Linked DNA regions of Mus musculus: region 2 is linked to region 1. Evidence: chromatin loops called from intact Hi-C (ENCODE). Cell type or tissue: heart. All regions are shown on one strand. Links, peaks and the distances in the headings refer to the core of each region. The heading gives the core; the rest is flanking DNA.

Evidence for each region. Peaks named below come from ENCODE experiments on the same cell type or tissue, not always from the same donor. Only the 100,000 strongest peaks of a DNase experiment are listed, where the experiment ranks them.
Region 2: it touches region 1 in a loop (2.1-fold over the local background); 1 of 42 quality-filtered maps calls a loop at or near these places.

Annotation. Positions count from the first base shown.
Region 1 is chr12:80,269,440-80,276,019 of GRCm38, forward strand. It overlaps Gm29952 (a long non-coding RNA gene), which reads left to right and starts at 1,286. Exons shown (of 4, transcript XR_381744.1): 1 at 1,286-1,623. In heart, for the core only: no CTCF peak of the experiment used is centred there; no DNase peak of the experiment used is centred there; H3K4me3 peaks cover 612 bases; H3K27ac peaks cover 1,369 bases.
Region 2 is chr12:80,371,038-80,373,537 of GRCm38, forward strand. The region is part of intron 6 of Dcaf5 (DDB1 and CUL4 associated factor 5); the gene reads right to left. Among named protein-coding and RNA genes, the nearest start is that of Mir1843a, 19 kb to the right of the region's middle. In heart, for the core only: no CTCF peak of the experiment used is centred there; no DNase peak of the experiment used is centred there.

The sequences.
Region 1 (6,580 bases), core at 1,950-4,449:
CAGATGCTGGGATTTCAGGCATGCATCACCATGCCCAGTGAAACTCAAAATGTGAAGTGTTCCCTGAATTGAAACTTTTACCACATAAACATAACACCACAAGTGGAAAATTCCACACCTCCCCTCACATGATAGACTGCAGTCAACATGCAGATGTACTAAAAATATTGTGTAAAATTACCTTTAGGCTGTGTGTTTGCAACAGAAATTAATTTTGTATTAAGACTTTGACTCCCTCCATCCCTGAGATACCACATTATGTATATGTAAGTACTCCCATATCAAGGGTGGGGACCCTGAAATCCGAAACACTTCGTAGTCCTAAGCTCTTTGGAGAAAGGATATTCAACTTCAAGCCATAGAAGGCTAGAAGGAGATAGGAAAAACCATGTCGCACTAGTTAGCCTCAGCTGTCAACTTGACACAACCCAGAGTCATCTGAAGAGTCTCAATGTGGTGACCAAATCAATCAGACTGGTTTGTGAGCATCTCCGTGGCACAATTTTCTGGATTGCTAATTGATATAAGAGGGCCCGGCACTCTGTGGGGCGTATCATCCCTCACCAAGGGGAGTGGGCTGGAAAGAAAGCCAGCTCACCAGAAGCTAGGGAGAGCAAGCTAGTAAGCAGCATCCTTCCATGGACTCTGCTTTGGCTACTGTCTCCAAGAGCTACCCTGACTTCCTTCTGCGATAAACTGTTACCTGGCGCTGTAATATGAAATAAACTCTTTCTTCCATAAGTTATATTTTGATAATGGTGTTTATCATGGTGACAGAAAGCAAACAACAAGGCTAAAATTTCTTAGGGTTTCTAGGCCCAAAAGGCTGAAATTAGCTTGGTCCTCAGACCCAATAGCAAATGGGTTATTGAGCTCACATTCTCTGAAACTCACGAGAGCACCTCTCTGAGCTGACAGACTGTTCTCTGCTCTGTTCGAGCCCTTTGTCCACATTTTCCACTTCCAATGTTTCTATGAGTTATTTGCTATAGGAAATACGGTTTTAGTAAAATCCCAGCCCTCTGCCTCAGTTTCCCTATCAGACAGAAGCCATTCCCTTTGCTGTGGTCTACGTAAACAATTCATAAGTCCTTGAGCCTTTGGGGAAAGTGAGGCTGGAGACACTCAAGTGGACTGTGTCCCTTGAGCAGCCGAGTCAGTCTCTTCCAGACTTCATCTTCTGCTTGACTGGAACTGTTTCCTGAGGGCCATTCCTCCCCTCCCACCACAGACTTCAGGGTGTGTGGGACAGTGGGCAGGTTGCCCTTACAGGATCTCTAAGAAAAGACCGGCTTGCAGCTGGCGAAAGAGGTTCTTTGCTTCCCACACAGTGCCCAGCTCTCTGGTCTCAGGACAGAGCAACTGGCTTTCTGGTACCCTCTTTTCCTCAGTGAGCAAACTTCTATCTCTCTCTCAACTTCCTGGGCTAAAGGCAGGGAAGGACCCTAGGCTAATCTCTAACTCCAGCAGCAGTTCTGGGGTCGGCTCTGAGAACAAAGATAGCTATGCTTGACAGCTGCCCTGCCCCAGCCAGCTAAGAAAAGCTGGGAAGACCTCCCAGATATCTCTAGTTCCCAGCAAATATCAGCGGGCAAACAACCAAAGTACAGCTGGGAATTCCTGGTGAGTAATCCCCCCCCAACCTGGGTGTTGGCAGGCAGATTCCTGGGGCTGGGGGAGGCAGAGGCAAGGAGCGCTTGCTCTCAACCCCAGAGGCCGGCCAGGTCACTTCCTGGAGCTGATGAGATAACTTGGGGGGAGGGGTCAGCTCTCCCTAGGTGGGAGGCAGGATAAGGTCAGGAATTGAGCCTTGAGTTTAGCTAAGTAAACCCAGTCTTTACTGAGAAGCATGAGAGATTGGACTGGCCAGGTGATCTTTGAGTTCCTGGGCCTTCTCTTGAAATCCTTCTGAGACTTCCCTTCCTGTGTCAAGGACAAAGGTTTAACTCTTTCCAAAGTGTTTGGCCATCTTGAGTAGTAAGTTTCTTTGTAAAGGATACAAATGCTCGCAAGCCTATTAGTTTCTGTTATAATGTTTGAATTAGTTACTTTTGTTAGCTTACAAAGTGATGTGCCGCCATTGTAACAGTCACGCATATGTTGCTACATTTGGTTATTTTTCTCACTTTCCCACCTTGCCTTATTTTTCTTTCTTTTTCATTTTCTTTTTCTCTTTCCTCTCCCTTCTCTTTTCATCCTTCCCTTCTCTTTCCTTTCCTTAAAAAAAAAAAAAAAAAAAAAAACCCAAAAAACAAAAAACAAAGACTCCATCCTGCAGCCAGTGGCTCGGTAGCCTCAAACTCACAGTAATCCTCCTGCTTCAGTTTCCCCATCCCCTGGGAATACCACACCCAGTTTTTAGCATATTCTTTCCACATACGTAAAACTAGGTACAAACTTTTTAGGTGTTTCCCCCACCCCACCCCCCCCAGCATTGACAAAAAAAGCCAAATTCCATTTCAAAGAAGCTATAAGATCAGTAAAGTTCAAATGAGCACGTTAATTTAAAAGGGGCTGCTGTGTTTGCTGAAACTAAATGACTGCTGTCAGTGTGATTCAGATCTGGGGCAGGTGTTTCCTTCGCGCCTGGGATGTCTGTCTTACCAGCAGCCAGGCGGTGACTCCATCCTCCTGCCACTCTCTCAGTCTGAACTGCTGCATCAGGGTGCCTTCTAACCTTCACTCTGTGGGGGCACACAATAACTCATGAAGCTCCCCTCTGCTGTTTTCTCATTAACACTCAACAATTAGTGTTTAAAACAACAACTGTTTTGTTTTGTTTTATTTTTTCCAGCCAAGAAAATCTTTAAGTTTTGGGGCCTCATCTGAAATGGGAAGGGCCTCACCTTCATCTCAGCTACTCAACAGGGTAGCTATGCACACCCCTTATTTAGCCTTTGCTTCTAGAGTACCTACTATGCGTTGGGCACAAAATAGAAAGGATATAGCAGGGATCAGAATGGATAAAAGACTCGACCCTGTGGAGCTTACATTTCAGTGGGAGAGGCTAATAGAATAATTAAGACCTTGTCTCAAGGGGAAAAAGAAAGGAAAGGGAATCTAGAAGAATTGAAAGGGAGAGAAGGCACTTGCGTTTTCGAGGTGAGGTTCAGATTGGAGAGATGGCTCAGGGCTGGAGAGATGGCTCAGTGGTTAAGAGCACTGACTGTTCTTCCAAAGGTCCTGGATTCAATTTCCAGCAACCACATGGCAGCTCACCACTGTCTATAACTCCAGTCCAGGGGATTCGACACACATGCACATAAACCACCAATGCACATAAAATAAAAATCAATAAATAATTTTAAAAACTATTATTAGAGAGATGGTTCAATGTTTCAGAGCACTTGCTGCACGTGAGGGGCTGAGTTCAAATTTCCAAATAAAAAGCCTGTGGCTCAGGCTAGCCTCAAACTCACAGCAATCCTCCTGTTTCTGTTTGCTCAGTGCTGGGATTACAAGCATGAGTTCCCACACCCAATTTTTAAGATATTCTTTTGGTATGCACCAACATAAAACTAGGTACAAACTCTTTAGGGTTTTTCCCCCCCCTTTAGCAGTCATCACAGTGTATGTGCCTGTCACCCCAGTGATGAGGGGGTGAGACAGGAGGATCATGGGAGCTGACTATTTTCCAGACCTAGCTCTAAGTTCAGGGAGAGACCCTGTCTTAAAGGAATAAGGCAGAGAACAGAAAAGCAGAGCACAGAGCACCTTCAGGTGCACACGCCTGCATATGCCGCACACAAATACACTATGCTCACACACCACAGCCACAGCCACATTCAAAACAGCTTGTTTTGAGAAAGATTAAAACAGTGTTGAAGGGAAGTGTAGTTGAAGGGTGGTGTTTAAGACCTGAAAGAGAGGAAGAAACAAGAGCATTCTACAAAGAGCCAGGAAACCAGGTGGCTTGAGGGGAGCAGCACCCAGACACACTGAAGAACACAATAAAAACACAGGGACAATAAGTATCTGTCTTTCCGCTGCTCGGCAACCGCTTCCTGCTCCTGGCAACTGTGCCTCTAGATTCCTGTGGGAAAGCACCGCCCCTGTGTTTCAGGTAGGGTTCGCTCCACCCCTTCCAGGCCCGACCAATCAGGCATAATAATTGATTTTTGCATGCTCATGACACCCAATCAGATGAAAGCTGATCGAAAAGCTGCTTCCATTCACCCATCCCCCACCCAAGCCCCAACCCGGAGATCCCAGCACTGAGGATCAGCCTAGAGCAGTCAACTCTCAAACTGAGAAGGCTGAGAAGGTTAAAAAACAAAACAAAGCAAAACAAACAAACAAACAACCTAAAAAAAGAAAAATGAATTTCTGGACATCAGAAACCCCAGAGTTAGAGTTAAGGATGGTTGTGCTGAGAACTGAACCAAAGTCTTTTTTTTTGTTGGTTTTTTTTTTTTTTTTTTTTCGGTTTTGGTTTTTTCGAGACAGGGATTCTCTGTATAGCCCTGGCTGTCCTGGAACTCACTCTGTAGACCAGGCTGGCCTCGAACTCAGAAATCCGTCTGCCTCTGCCTCCCGAGTGCTGGGATTAAAGGCGTGCGCCACCACACCCGGCTTGAACCAAAGTCTTAATCGCTGAGCCATCTCATCTCTCCAGCACCAGACCAGCATCTCTCTCTCTCTCTCTCTCTCTCTCTCTCTCTCTCTCTCTCTCTCTCTCTCCCTCTCTCTCTCTCTCTCTCAAGCTTGGTATGTATCTAAGAATGACTTTGAATCTCTGACCCTCTAGTCTCCACCTCCTAAGCGATGGGATTCCAGATGTGTGCTTCCTCCCGTGGTTTATCCTACGGTCATCTTGATTCCCTTGCTTTCAAGTTTTATCTGCGTAAGCCATCGGCTGGTTATCATGGCTACTTGATTCATCTGGCAGACTCAAAGGACAAGCAGGGCACCGCTGCTGAGGCAAAGGGCTGGGAGCCCCAAGCTGTGGCTCACAGTCTCTTTGATGACTTCAGACTGAAGCCTGAAGGGCAATATGTCCCAGGGGTCCCCTGATATGGCTTGCTCCTTGCCACCCAGGCTGTCTGTAACCAGTTAAGTGTCCTTCTGACGGGGTGCTGACTTCCCGGAGCTGAGGAATCCAAGAGAGAGAAAACGAAGAGGAAACTTCATCGCACTTGACCTCATCTCTGAAGTGACACTCGCTCGCCTCTACTTCTTTCTGCTCATCTCCAGCCATGAAGCCACGGTCCAGGGTTTCTGTGCTCCTTACATTATCCCATTTTTACATCCACGAAAACTCTAGCTTCTGTGGAGAAGGCAGCGATGCTGTCCCTTCTTCTATTCCTGAGCCTTCATTCAGTGCTGTATGTTGAGAGTTGGACCATCTTGAGGGCCTGGCTTCCATATTAGATAGACATCTCTCTCTCTCTCTCTCTCTTTCTCCCTCTCATTTTTTCTCTCTCTTCTCTTCCCTCCTCCCTCTCTTTCTCCCCCCCCCTCTTTCTCCCCCCCCCCTTTTTTGAGACCGTATTTCTCTGTGTAACAGCCCAGGCTATACTGGAATTCACTCTGTACATCAGGCTGGCCTCAAATTCAGAGAACTGCCTGCCGCTGCTTCCCAAGTGCTGGGATTAAAGGTGTGGCCCCACCACCATCCAGCTGGAAGGCCATCTTTCACAGAGCACTCACCAAATGTGTGATGCATGGCAATTAATGTCCATTTTCTGAAGAAGAAGAAGAGGAGGAGGAGGAAGAAGGGGAGGAGGAGAAGGAGGAGGAGGAGGAGGAGGAGGAGGAAGAAGAAGAAGAAGAAGAAGAAGAAGAAGAAGAAGAAGAAGAAGAGCCACAGAAAGATGTGGCCAAAGTCTAACCCCAAACCACACATCCTAGCCTGTGCCTGACATACGTGATAATGGAGCACACATTCTGAAAGCACATGCTGGAACACATAACTGCTGTGATGAGAACTGGATGCTGGCCAGGCTTTCTATCCTTCACAGCTGGGGACAGGAACACTTACCAGCTTCTGGTTGGGTGTAGAGGCTGCAGACAAGGCAGAGTGGACATATTCCAACTGGAAGCCCAAACCAAAACCCCAGCTTCTGGGTGAATTTGGGCAGTTCTTTCTAAGGGCCAAGCAGGGTGAAATAGGATTTGAGATGACTCCAGACGGAAAAGGACAGCCCTGGCTTGTGCGACTGAGCCACACAGAAGTCAGAACCTGACCCATCTCCACTTAGGCATACTGCTTGCCCTGGTAGGATCTCTGCCTAGCACTTCGGGCCACTTCCTGTGGCTGGCCCTTATACATTGGGATATCACCCTTAGCCCTGCCTCTCACAAAAAAATGCTGAAACAAGATAGGGTGACACGATTCTGTAATCCCAGTATTCAAGAGTCAGACAGAAGGACTGAAAGTTCAAGACCAGCCTGGTCTATATATGAGTTGCACGACAGAACTGGCAACATAGAGAGACCCTATCTGGAAAGGAGGGAGGGAAGGAGGGAGGGAAGGAGGGAGGGAGGGAGGGAGGGGGAGCACATCAAGCCTTTCCTTGCATGTATTCAAACTAAATGTGATCTGCTACCCTTGCTGGGGCCCAGAAGACATTAACTCTGC
Region 2 (2,500 bases), core at 1-2,500, 100 kb after region 1:
CCGGCTTTGTTAATGTCTACTGGGGTTTCCGAGTAGATCCCAGCTCCCAGCTAAGGTTGTGCGTTAAAAGAGAACTGTCATGTCACATCACCAGAGCACAGCAATCTCACTTATTCCTAATCTAAGAATAAATTCAAGTTACCTCATGGGCTTTTTCAAACAATTATTAACCTGTCTACCCCTAGCAAGCTTTCCATGATTTCTAAACTCCAAACCAGTAAATGGACTACAGGATGAACCTCATCCAAAGAAGATTGTTGAAGATTGGTAGTGCCTGAGCCTCCAGGTCCCAGGAGTCCTGTAAACCCTTAGGATTATCTACCACACTATCTAGTTATATGTATTTTCTGACAGTGTTCATGGCTTCTGGATTTTTAAAAAGGTCAAAAGTTCAAAAGAATTCGAAACAGCTGATTTAATAAACAGGTTCTCTGCAATCTACCTTTCCTCTTTGGTACTGGGTACTGAGTCCACATGGAGGGCAAGTGCACCACCTCTGGGTTACATCCCTCCCAAGTCTTCCTCTAACTTTATTTGGGGACAGGAGACTCCTTCTGTTTCAGTCTCTGCAGTAGCTAAGACTACACTGTACTACCAGGCCTGGTTAAATAAAAATCCTCTAAAATTCACTCACAGGCCATACTGCATATGCCTTTAATCAGAGGCAAATGGATCTCGATGAGGTCCAGGTTCCCAAGGCGCCACAGTAAAACCCTGCCTCAAGAAAACAAAACAAATATATAAAATATTCACTCCCTAGTGGTTGAGGAGATGGCTCAGTGGGTAAAAGTGTTTGCCATACAAGCCTGATAATTAAATGTGCAGAGTGAGGAGACCCTATCTCAAACAAGACAGGAAGGTGAGGAACACCACCTGAAAGCTGTCTTCCACATATGTGCACATGAGCACACACAAAAAACAAGTAATAATTCCTTTAAAAATCCACTCCCTAAACAATACATACAAGGAATTTGTCAGCCATACGCTCTTTCTCATTGGCCCACAAAGACCACTTGATCTCAGTAATATGGAGGGAGCATGATCATGAAAACAGGCACAGTCACAGGCAAGGGTGTGAGTTTAATCCTGGCTAGTCCACCACTGACTCACACTGCACATCACTCTGGGCCTCACCTTTAAGGGGAATGAAACCAACTGTACCTAAAGGTCACTATGTGGACTCAAATGCAAGAGAAGAAAATGAGCAAGGAAGTGGAAAAAAAAATTGGCCAAAAGCCATAAAACAAATCAAAGGATGGAATCCAAGAGTTATATCTTCCTATAGAAAAAGTATATTTTTATCTCATATGAAAAAGAACATATCATATGTGGAGTCCAGGGGTGACAGTCATAGAAAGTAGAGCTATAGTGTGACAGGGCAGTTCTCCTGCTGTTGTCATGTAGTAGTCTTCCTCCTCCTCTTCCTCTTCCTCCTTTAAAGATTTATTTACTTTAAGTATGTGAGTACACTGCAGCTGTCTTCAGACACACCAGAAGAGGGCATTGGATTCCATTATAGATGGCTGTGAGTCACCATATGGTTGCTGGGAATTGAACTCAGGATCTTTGGAAGAGTAGTTAAAGAGCCCCACCCCCTTTTCTGTCTGTCCTGGAGCTCACTCTGTAGACCAGGTTGGCCTGGAACAGAGAGCTGACTGCCTCTGCCTCCTTAGTGCTGGGTTAAAGGCATGTGCCATCACCATCTTTAATCAGTAAATTTACTAGCATTAAATCTATACTACATTCTTGCCCCTCATCCTACACATACACATAGCATCGACAGAGAGACGTGAGCAGTGACATCATGTCTAAGGCCAGGCCACATCTTTTTTTTTTTTTTTTAAAGATTTATTTATTTATTATATGTAAGTACATTGTAGCTGTCCTCAGATACTCCAGAAGAGGGTATCAGATTTCGTTACGGATGGTTGTGAGCCACCATGTGGTTGCTGGGATTTGAACTCGGGACCTTCGGAAAAGCAGTCGGCGCTCTTAACCACTGAGCCATCTCGCCAGCCCCAGGCCACATCTTTAAGGACACTTTGTTAGATTCATGGATTCATTCACAAGACAGCTCTTTGGAGGAGGGCCAAATGATTTCATTAGCATGATTTTGGGGGCCCTTGCCAACTGTCAAATCCCCAAGAAAGAGAGCCCAATGCTCTGTCACCCAGTGGCTCACCTTTTCAACTACACTTGGTCATATTTTCCTTTCCTTCTCTATTCCTTTTTCAGCAAGATATAGAGACAAGCAGGCCTTGCATTAATTGAGACTAGAAAAGGGAAGATTTTAAAATAATCAGCACGTCCATTTCTAGATATACAAGCTGCTTGCATGAAAAACTGCTTTTTCAGAAGTCTGAGCATCCCGCTGGACCCAGCCTGGGACAAGAAACACTTAAGGAATCGTGAAGGAAGGAATAAAAGGCAACTGCTGCTTTCTTAGTGTGTACAGAAAGCCAGCAGGTGGAACACTAGCATTCTCTTTAACCTGTTAAGA